Regions from separate parts of the Homo sapiens genome. Here region 2 is linked to region 1. A link is a contact called in ENCODE Hi-C or POLR2A ChIA-PET data. All regions are on one chromosome and are shown on one strand. Each heading gives the region's core, a stretch centred on a gene start or an enhancer-like site at or near the end of the contact. The rest is flanking DNA. Distances are from core to core; before and after follow the strand shown. Region 1 holds the start of TRUB1 (TruB pseudouridine synthase family member 1). Region 2 overlaps ABLIM1 (actin binding LIM protein 1).

The links. A loop is a pair of places that touch in the nucleus more often than their neighbours do. ChIA-PET counts read pairs that join two places held with the same protein, here RNA polymerase II (POLR2A). Pooled maps may share reads with other maps.
Region 2: a loop to region 1 is called in a pooled map, with 5 times the contacts of the local background. The contact joins the enhancer-like site here to the promoter of TRUB1 in region 1. A Hi-C loop is called at or near these places in 1 of 168 maps with a recorded cell type or tissue (B cell), 1 of 37 single-sample maps with no recorded cell type and 9 of 50 pooled maps. POLR2A ChIA-PET finds 5 or more read pairs at or near these places in 1 of 52 experiments (activated T-cell).

What each region holds. Positions count from the first base shown.
Region 1 is chr10:114,935,060-114,940,504 of GRCh38, reverse strand. It overlaps TRUB1 (TruB pseudouridine synthase family member 1), which reads right to left and starts at 2,310. Exons shown (of 8, transcript NM_139169.5): 1 at 1,966-2,310. The coding sequence starts at 2,251. RefSeq lists an enhancer at 1,939-2,478.
Region 2 is chr10:114,488,716-114,494,266 of GRCh38, reverse strand. ABLIM1 (actin binding LIM protein 1) reads left to right here. Exons shown (of 23, transcript NM_002313.7): 7 at 2,389-2,476. Among named protein-coding and RNA genes, the nearest start is that of AFAP1L2, 87 kb to the right of the region's middle. RefSeq lists enhancers at 3,948-4,447, 5,357-5,551. Within about 2 kb of position 2,152, at least 8 of the 41 ENCODE cell types and tissues checked have a DNase peak (open chromatin) inside an H3K27ac peak, as active enhancers do.

The DNA of each region.
Region 1 (5,445 bases), core at 1,061-3,560:
AGGAATGGTATTAGAGGACACAACCACTGATCATGGTTGTCAAACATGGCATTAGAATGTAGGTATCTTTAAGAACCTTCCCAAGGCCGGGAGTGGTGGCTCATGCCTGTAATCCCAGCATTTTGGGAGGCTGAGGCGGGCAGATCACCTGAGGTCGGGAGTTCGAGCCCAGCCTGACCAACATGGAGAAACCCCGTCTCTACCAAAAATACAAAATTAGCTGGGCATGGTGGTGCATGCCTGTAATCCCAGCTACTTGGGAGGCTGAGGCAGGAGAATCACTTGAACCCAGGAGGGGAAGGTTGCAGTGAGCCGAGATCTTGCCATTGCACTCCAGCCTGGGCAACAACAGCGAAACTCCATCTCAAAAACAAAAACAAAAACAAAAACTTCCCAAGCAATTCTGACAGCCAATTACAATGACATTTGGAAAGCCCTAGCCTAACTAACATAAATACAAAATAGGCCAATCACAAGCAATATAGAAATCGAGGATAATGAGAATGTCTCTAGCTAAAGGTTCTAGCCTAGCAAGAGCCTTGAAACATTTTAACCAAGATTCAACAAGAAACTTCAGTTCTTAGAGGCAGATTAGCCAGAAGGCCAGAATATGGCTTTGTCAGAAACTTGTCTGAAAGAATGGTAATCATTACCTTAAGGATAAAAAAAAAAAAAAAAGAAAAGAAACCCAGAGTTTAGCTAACAAATCAGGAAAGCAGCAGTTCTATGAAGGAAAACTAAAAAACTATGATGATACCACAATACATATCCTTGATGCAATTCCTCACTTTGACGTCCTCTGTATGACCCATACTTTCAGGCAACAAAGCAAAACTTTAATAAAAGAATAAGTAGTCGTGATACTGGAATTAAACATCTGCAGGAGTGTACCTATTTGCCCATAAACACTTAAATCTGTACTGTCAGTTATAATTCCCATCAGAATAATTTGTTTTTGCATTTTTTTAAAGTGTAAAGTTTTCCATGGGACACTAAACAATGTAAGAAAGTCCCTGTTACTGGTTTAATGGCGAGACAGAATACGGCCAAACTCTGGAGGGCCTTGAATAACCTAACTAACTAGTTTTACCACCACAAGGTGCAGAAATTACTAGGCTATCAGCTCAGTTAAGGTAAGAGAGTTATCTTTCATCTTCAAGTCTCTATAGGCTAGCACAGACCTGGCTTATTGTATATGTCCAATGAACTTAAGGATCCTGGATGCTTTATGTGTGAAATCATCCGAGCTGATTAACGGGGTGATTCTCTAGGCTTTTCTACTATTTTCCCAGTGTACGTGAATAAACGAATCAATAAAATGAACACTCTCAGCTTAGTGGCCAAGTTATATTTAGTGTTCCTCAAATGTGGTCCATAAACTACTTACACTGGAATCACCTGGAGCAACTATTTAGAATTGCAGTTTCCTAAAAATACCCCGAACTCTCCGAATCACAATCTCGGACAGGGCAGGGATTAGGAATCTGTATTTGTACAAGAGACTCTAAGTAATTGTTAGGCCCATTAAAATGTGAAAACGACTATATTAAGTCTTGGTTAACGAAGTATATCTGCATTTCCAATACATTTTGAGGAATGCAACTTTAGGGGTGCAGAACCAGTACTTCCTTTTGGGGTTCATCCACATGAACCCAACAAAAGCCTCCTGAGGGATCGATCAGATTACAGAAAACAGGTCTGCACGCCCAAGGGCAGGGTTTTATTGTGTAAGTACGGGATTTTTTTCCTCCCGTTGAGAACTACAACTGCCAAGTAGGCTACAAGAGTTCGTGCCAGGGCAAGTCCAAGCCCGAGATGCCCGAGATTCCTGTCCAGAGCTAATTCAATGGTCAGTCTCCCTTTCCCCTCCTTTTGTCTCTTGAATCACGAGCGTCGCAAAAAGCCTAATGTGCTTCCCCTCTCGCAGCGACCGCCTCAGCCTGGTCCCCACCCGGGCTGCAGTACCTGCCAGCAGCTTCTCCTTCAACCGATTCAGCAGCTCGGCTGAAGTGGGCCCTTTGGGCTTGTGCACGGCGAACACGCCGCTCAAGGACAGCAGCTTGGTAGCCAAAGCGGCCTTGGAGACCCTGGCTTCGGATCCGGTCCTGGCCGCGGCCGCAACCACCGCGGCTGCAGCCCTTGCTGACGGGGTCGCAGCCATTGCTGCGACCGTTCCTGCAGTTTCAAGGACAGGGGATGTGTCTGTTTTCAAAGACGGCGAAGACACCACCGCCGCCTCAGAAGCGGCCATACTTTTGTAGCCCAGACCTGTTTCATCGTGGAGGTGCACGCTGATGATGCAACAAGAGTGCGCCTGACAGGACCCTCTTCCTCATACCGCGAAGCTGCGCAGAACGGAGAGGTCGCACGGACTTGTGGGAATTGTAGTCCATGGCCTTCCCATATAGACCAAGAGCTTGCTGTGCCCTTGGACTTTAAATAGAAAATTTTAAATGTTGACTTTTCCTGAGGCTTGTGAAGATCCATGGCTTCCTGGGCTCACTGCTTCATTGATTGTATTGTGCTCTTACATTCAGGTTCAGAATTAGAAGACATCCAAATGTGAGCTCTATTAGAGCAAGGAACTTATGTACCACGTTAACTGAGACATTCCCAAATGCCTCACATGTTGTAGGCACTTAAATAAATATTTGAAAACGTATAAATAAGTATGAATTCTTCAAATTCCCCGAAGAAACCAAGCCAATGGTAAATCACTTGTGCTTATTTTGATGCTCTTCATGCACTCCTGTTCACCCTCCCCAAACCCCCACTGACCCCACTACAATTTTTAATAATTCTGATTTTGAATATCAGCTCTTCTGTGGGTTGAATTCCTTAGTACACTTTGTTTAGATATCAAAAGGTATTCTTGCAATTCATAAACTTTAAACCACTTCCCATTTGAGACCTTCTCCCTAAAAGTTATTCACTCCCTAACAAGATTGAGGAATATTGTTTTGATTCCAGCACAAGGCAGAGTGGAGAAAAATTACTTCTGCACCAGAAACATTAAATGCTATCATAACTATTGTGAGACAGATAAAGTTTGCCCTCATTGTTTTTTAGGTTTCTTTACAACCACTCTTTGTCCTCATCATACTCTTGGACTTTAATATCTAGTATTTTAGTGATGCCCCTTAGCTGCTCACAATCACCAGTTATGGGGTCCCATTTGAACTTGCACCCATTCGTGCAACAGACACATGGCAGAACAATTTATTAAAAGGAAAAAAAAATCTTTGAGGGAGTTTTTTCAGGGTGGAAAGCTGAAACTCCTAGAAGGAAGTCACTTACTCTTGTGGTCTATTATAAAAGCCTAAGCTAACTGAAAAGATTGGCATATCACAGGATTAGTGGACACCTGGCCCTGCTTCAAGATGTTAATTTTTCCACAAAGATGTTGTGACTTCAGAAGGGATGACTGCACCCAAAGGAGCATGGTGTCCATTAGCCTCAGGAAAGAGTTCTCTATTCTTGTGCCATGGAAGCAGAGAGCCAGGGACTTGCAGGGAAGGTTGCAAGGCTTGATCAATGATGACTTGGATGACTCCAAGGCACTTGGAGATTAGAGGCCTTTTCCCAATTGTCCGGACATCAGCAAGCCTCCCTATTTCTCTTGTGGCTCTGGGGGTGAGGGATGCAGAGGGAGAACAGAACTAGGGGTAACATATGATGCTTATATTTGAATTTTCCATCAGCCCAGTGTAGGACCAGAGTTAATCTGATTTAAAGAAAATGAAGAAATGTATATTTCTTGCATGTTTGATTTCTGGGATGCTAGGACACAACAAAATTAATGCTACTCTGCTATTATATCGGCATTCTTGGGATCAGAAGCACCAAGCTTTGTTTTTCTAAGGTAATCAACATCTCCCACATTGGGCAGGCCTTGAATTCACAGGTTTTTTTTGCTCCAATACATGTATGAGTTTGGGCTCTTTGGTCAACAGAAAACTGATTCATACCAGCTTGGGGGCACAGGGGGAGAAGATTTATCAGAAATACACTGACACACTATTCAGAACCTAGAAAGTTCTCTGTCTCTAGCTGCACATCCTTCTTTTATGCTACTCACTTGTGTCTTTTTTTTTTTTTTTTTTTTTTTTGAGACAGAGTTTCACTCTTGTTGCCCAGGCTGGAGTGCAGTGGCACAATCTCAGCTCACTGCAACCTCCGCCTCCCGGGTTCAAATGATTCTCCTGCCTCAGACTCCTGAGTAGGTGGGATTACAGGCATGTGGCACCATGCCCAGCTAATTTTGTATTTTTAGTAGGGACGGGGTTTCTCCATGTTGGTCAGGCTGGTCATGAACTCCCAACCTCAGGTGATCCGCCTGCCTCGGCCTCCCAAAGTGCTGGGATTACAGGCACGAGCCATCACGCCTGGCCCACTTGTGTCTTTATTCCTCTTTCCTGTTTCTAACAGGCCTTTTATTCTAACTCTTCATTCCACATCCTTGTTTTAAACCATCCTATTTTGATCCAATTCCAAAAATCTTCTGGATGAAGTCACTCCTGACCACCTACAGAACATAATACCTCCCTCTTTCTATCCCTCTACCATGGCACTTTCCTAGCTAACTTTCTGGCTTTATTTTTTTCCATGGCACATCTCACCTGACATACCATGAAAATGATTCGGATGTTGGTTCCCTCCAAATCTCATGTTGAAACGTGATTCCCAGTGTTGGAGGTTGGGCCTGGTGGTAGGTGATTGGATCACAGGAGTGGACCCCTCATGAATGGTTTAGCTCCCAGTGTTGGAGGTTGGGCCTGGTGGTAGGTGATTGGATCACAGGAGTGGACCCCTCATGAATGGTTTAGCTCCCAGTGTTGGAGGTTGGGCCTGGTGGTAGGTGATTGGATCACAGGAGTGGACCCCTCGTGAATGGTTTAGCTCCCAGTGTTGGAGGTTGGGCCTGGTGGTAGGTGATTGGATCACAGGAGTGGACCCCTCGTGAATGGTTTAGCTCCCAGTGTTGGAGGTTGGGCCTGGTGGTAGGTGATTGGGTCACAGGAGTGGACCCCTCGTGAATGGTTTAGCTCCCAGTGTTGGAGGTTGGGCCTGGTGGTAGGTGATTGGGTCACAGGAGTGGACCCCTCGTGAATGGTTTAGCTCCCAGTGTTGGAGGTTGGGCCTGGTGGTAGGTGATTGGGTCACAGGAGTGGACCCCTCGTGAATGGTTTAGCTCCCAGTGTTGGAGGTTGGGCCTGGTGGTAGGTGATTGGGTCACAGGAGTGGACCCCTCGTGAATGGTTTAGCTCCCAGTGTTGGAGGTTGGGCCTGGTGGTAGGTGATTGGGTCACAGGAGTGGACCCCTCGTGAATGGTTTAGCACCAACCCCTTGGTGACAAATGAGTTCTCACTCAGTTAGTTCATGTGAGAGCTGGTTGTTTAAGAGTCTGGGACCTCCCTGCCCTTGCTCTCTTGCTCCTACTCTCA
Region 2 (5,551 bases), core at 903-3,402, 450 kb after region 1:
GCCACCACGCCCAGACTGGAATTGATTTTTGTATAGGTTGTGACTTAGGAATCTAGATTTATCTTTCTCTAAGTGGAGAACCAGTTGTCCTCTCTATTTATTAATCCATTCTTTCGGCTCATTTGAACCATTACCTTTATCATAAACTGAATTCTCTTGTATGTATGGCTATGCAACTGGTTCCTCTCTTCTCTACTGTTGATTTATTTTCTACTCCCATGCCCATACTAAAGTACTTTAATTATTTTAGACTTAGAAAAAAATTTTATGACAGGAAGGGAAAATCCTTCCTTATTGCTGTTCTCTTTCACAAAAAAGTGTATTTTTTGTGTGTGCATTTATTCTGTCACGTAAACTTACAGAAGCAGCCTGTCAAGGTCTATAGAGAAAATTCCTGTGGGTATTTAGACTGGGTGTTGCATTAATAGGTTCATTTTTGATAAATCAGCATCTTTACAATATTTAGTTTCTCCATCTAGAAATATCATACATTTTTATTTAGGTCTTTTATGTTCATCAGTTAAGTTCCATAATTTGCTTTGTGTAGATCTTGCATTGGAGGGTTTATTAGTTGTTATTACAAATGGGATCCCATTTTCCCATTACATTTACTTAATTTTTATTGCTAGTGAATAGGAAATAATGGTTTTTATATGTTAATTTTTTATCTAGCCATATGACTTAATTTTTGTATTCGTGATCTTTATACTTATTTTTCTTGACATCACATTGGCCAGGAGGAAAATGATGTAGAATGATATTGGTAAAAGTGTACACCTTTGTCTTGTTCCTGTCTTTAATGAGAATGCCTCGAACGTTTCACCACTAAATATGATAAATACACTTGATCAGCTTGAAGACATTTCTTTCTATTTGTAGCTTACCAGGAGGTATGCTTTTCACTGCAGACGACACCATGGTCTTGCCAAGGGGCCTTTATTTTTTCACTTAACATTTTCCTTAAGAGTCCAGAGATTGCCCGGACTAACTTGGGCCTCCCAGCACTGGCATCCTAGCTGAGCGAACCTGGTTTAGAACTGAGCACTTAGGACTGAGTAATGTCTTCTTTCTTCCTCCTTTCTGCTCACATTTGACTTCAGATGTCCTACAGGCAGGAGCTACTTTGTGTTGATATTTCCCGCCTTCTCTCGCCACTCTCCTCCAGCCCTACCCTTCCTTCTGCAGAAAAGTAAAAAATTTTACAAATAAATAAAAAGTAGCATGTGGACGAGGACAAGAGCACCACTTCTGGAATTTTCTGGCAGGCACCACTGAAAAGATTTTTATTCCTAACTTCTAATTTAAATAACTTCAATTTTTTTTTCCACCTGATTATCTTAAAGGGCTAACCACCACCTCACGTGCTGGTTGCTAAGTGGATCTTGTAGTTTTTACAGGAAAGTATGAGAAAGGAATTACCACGTGACATCTGATTTCCTGTTGCAGTTTCATGCAGGTTCTGATGCAGGATACAGTCATTTTTAACTCTTTCTCGGCCACTGCCTTGTACATGGTTAATGCAGAATAAATGTTTTGATGGTGGATTGATGGAAATGATTTAATCAGAGTCCATCTGAGAGTTCTTAGGTGGTGATGATTTTTTGCTAGGCTGTGAACGAAAGGATTTGTTCTTGTCAAGCATGTATGTGGAGCATGACTCTAATGTGATTTGGCACCTGTCTAGAAAATTGTCCCTGTATCCAGTGACACTTTGCTTTGGGGAAGTCAACACCTGCTGTGATGGCATCTGTCATATTTAGGAATGTGAAATGCACATGAATAATGCACAGCCACCTTAGTAAAATGCCTTCTCCAGAAAACTCTTCATGTAAGCCACTGGCAAAAGATTGTTGCAAGCTGCATAGAGGAGACTTAGGGCCCCCCTTGAGATAAAAACAGTGGATGATGTATTTTACTATAGCTTTTCTCACCTTGATGCCATTGGGGTAGATTTTATTATTTTCAGATTGTTTAGCCAAGAAAGCAAGAACCTGCTAAATATAAGGGTCATTTATTTTTGGTTGGTTTGTTAGAAACAGCATTAGCTCCCAACAAGGTGGGGTTTTGGGGAGATGGAGTGACTCATCTCAGGCATATGGTGTGTTAGTGGCAGCCATCCAGGTCAAGAGGGAGACATAGAAGCCAGAAACACCGAGAGGCAAGGCAGCCCCACCAGGCAGCCACGAGTAGCTGGCCTTGGAGCCCCTCCCGATTTCAGTGAAGTTGGCTTTAGCTTCCGGGGCTGTTGGTGTAGGAAGTTTGGTCAATTAGACAATTATTTTTCCTTTTTCAGCATCCTCTCTTTTCTTCTAAATCATCAAGTCCAGAAAAGATTCTGGAATCCATGACAAGGAGCAGACTCAACGTTCCCTACCTTTTCTCTTGCAGGCAGGTGACAAACATTACCACCCCAGCTGTGCACGATGCAGCAGATGCAACCAGATGTTCACAGAAGGAGAGGAAATGTATCTTCAAGGTGAGGTGGACTCAAGAACACTAGAAGTTTTCCTTGCTGGGGGAAAGGAAATCTTGCTATGTTTGTTTGATTGTTTTTAGAGAAGGAGGCATGTTATTAGCTGTGAGGCTACCCAAATCCAAGAAGATTATGGCCAAAAGTTACCTCATCAGTTAGTATTAATCAGCCAAGCAGTTGACATGCTGGCAGTGAGCCCCTCAGGCTGTTCACGAATGAACTTGTGATGCTGCCTTAATCAAATGAATGGAACTCGACATTTGATGGCTCGGATGTGAGGGAAGAGTGAAAATCAGCAATATCTCCTCTCCAACTCTCCCCAGGAATATGCTTAGGAAACAAAAGATTAAAATAATTTCTAGAAATTTCTAGAAATGTTACTTATTTGATGGCTACTTTTTTTCTCCTTTTACTCTCCTGTGAGAAGGGCTTTTTGAGGCCTCCCAGGCTGCTGTTCTCTGGGTTTTCAAAAAGAAAATCTCATATTTGATGAATTACGTCACAGACTTGTTTCACCCCATTAAGTTGATTAGCTCTTATATTGAGAGAGAGAGAGACAGAGAGAGAATAGGAGATAACAAGAGAGAACCCACTCTCTGAAAGAGAAATTTCTGGTGTCAAAGAGGTACTTTTTACCAGGGAGCCATTGGAATCCCAGCACTTTGGGAAGCTGAGTTGGGAAGACTGCTTGAACCGAGGAGTTCAAGACCATCCTGGGCAACATAGGGAATCCTCAACTCTATTTTATATATATATATAAAATAGACCATATATATATATACACACACACACACACACACACACACACACACACACACATATATATGCCGGGCGTGGTGGCTCACACCTGTAATCCCAGCTCTCAGGGAGGCAGAGGCGGGAGGATAGCTTGAGCTGAGGAATTCAAGACGTGCCTGGGCAATATAGCGAGACCCCGTTCTCCACAAAAAGGAAGAAAAAAAACAAAAAAGACAAAAAAAATAAGCATACATATATATATAAAGGACCATATATATATGATCATAGTTTTTATGAAACTGATTATATATATATATATATGATCAGTTTTTATGTTCTCTGAAATTCTGGAACTTCTCAGAGAGGCTTTGAGAGAGGATTCTCTTCTAGTCAAACAGCACCATCTGTGTAAGCATTTTACTGTTTTTAGCTGGAAAAGAGTTATTAATCAAACAAGGGTTTATTAATAAAATTAGCAAAACCCATAAGAGCTATTGCTCGTTCCGTTGTGGTAATTACTGGGTCTCAACTACCTGTGCATGTCATTTCTTGATTTCTCTTTGCACATGGCACTATGTGTACCTGTAATGAGTTGTTCACTTTGCTCTCTCAATTTTGTTTTTAGGCAACTTAGGAAAGTCTACAGAAAGGATTCTTGAGTATTAAAGCAAAGCCTGGCTACTCTCCCCTTAAAAAAGGCTAGCTACATGAGAAATTGACAACCCAAACTTCTTTTTGGCTTTAGAATGATCACTCTGAAAAACTGTGATTAAAAACATCACGGAATTTTGAAAGGCCTTATGAAGGCAAGTGACAAGCACCCGCATCTGTGGCCTCATGCGGGATTTATATGACACGTTTTCCCAAGGACAACAGGCCTTACATCTGCAGTGGCAATAGGCAGGTGTCACTTTGCATTTCTCAGCACAAAGCAGATTTATTCTTTATTTGGTCTGTGGGCTTAGATTTTAGCATGTCAATTCTAGCACTCAAAAGCAAAGACACAGGAGTGCCAATCAACCCTGTCTCTGCTAGAAACAGACTCAGAGGCTCCGGGTGCAGCTCTGCAATTCAGAGTGGTTCTGGAGGCTGGAGAGAGAAGGTTTCAAGCAGTGCACAAATGCAGCACATTCGGGCTACAAATAAATGGCTATCTGTTGAGGCTGCATTTGGAATTCCAGGGATTGCTCTAAACCTTCTGGAGTTGTGCTTCCGTAGCCTTTGTGTGCCCTCTCGGCACATCTTTGAAGAAAGAGCAGTTTCATCTTCTTCAGCATCTGATGTTCTGTCCGAGTCACATTCCTTGTGTGCCTGACCTCTGGAGAACAATAGTGCCATTGTGCGCAGACCCGGTGTCCTGGCCAGTGACTCCTGCTCAGCAGAACCTTCACGGCGAATGCTTCTCCTGAGCCTGCACCTGACCCCTGGGCCCTCTGCATTCAGAGGATTTCCTGTGCTTTGTAGTTAGCCTTTGAGCCAGAGTTAGTGCTGAAGGGACCTATACGTCTGTCTGCTTTTTGTTTGAATTTTTTGTTTGTTTATTTTGGCCCTGGGTTAAGAAGATGGAAAAAATGATTGTTAAATAAGGATTAAAGTATTATGCTGATATAAAATGTATTTTTTCTTGCCATTAATTTGATATTAGTTAAGCTCAGTGGTGTGAAATAACTCATGAGTTATTTTAATTTGGTTACTTTTCAAGTATGCACAGGTTGTTGCTTAAAAGAGATAAAGATTTTGGCCAGGTGTGGTGGCTCACGCCTGTAATCTCAACACTTTGGTAGGCCGAGGTGGGTGGATCGCTTGAGGTCAGGAGTTCCAAAGAGCCTGGCCAATATGGCGAAAACCTGTCTTTACTAAAAGTACAAAAATCACCCAGGCATGGTGGTGCATGCCTGTAACCCCAGCTACTTGGGAGGCTGAGGCAGGAGAATCGCTTGAACCTGAGAGGCAGAGGTTGCAGCAAGCTGAGATTGTGCCACTTGCACTCCAGCCTGGGAGACAGAGCAAGACTCTGTCTCAAAAGAAAAAAAAATGAGGTAAAGATTTAAGTCATGAAATGTGGAAACTCTGATATTCATACTGTGAATTTTATTTATGTAATTTATGCTTTCAACATAGTAACTTTATTTTCTTAAGTCTTCTTAAGTGCTCATTTAAGTTCTGTCCATCCCCACACTTGAATGTGTCCTTACATGGACATATCAGCCTTACTCATAATCATATAAATGACATATTTGATATGTATCTAGTCATACAAAATCATATGAGCAGGCATTGGATTCTTATAAGAGCTTCTATTGGAGATAAGTGTTTTGTTTAATTCTGTGATGCTGGTAC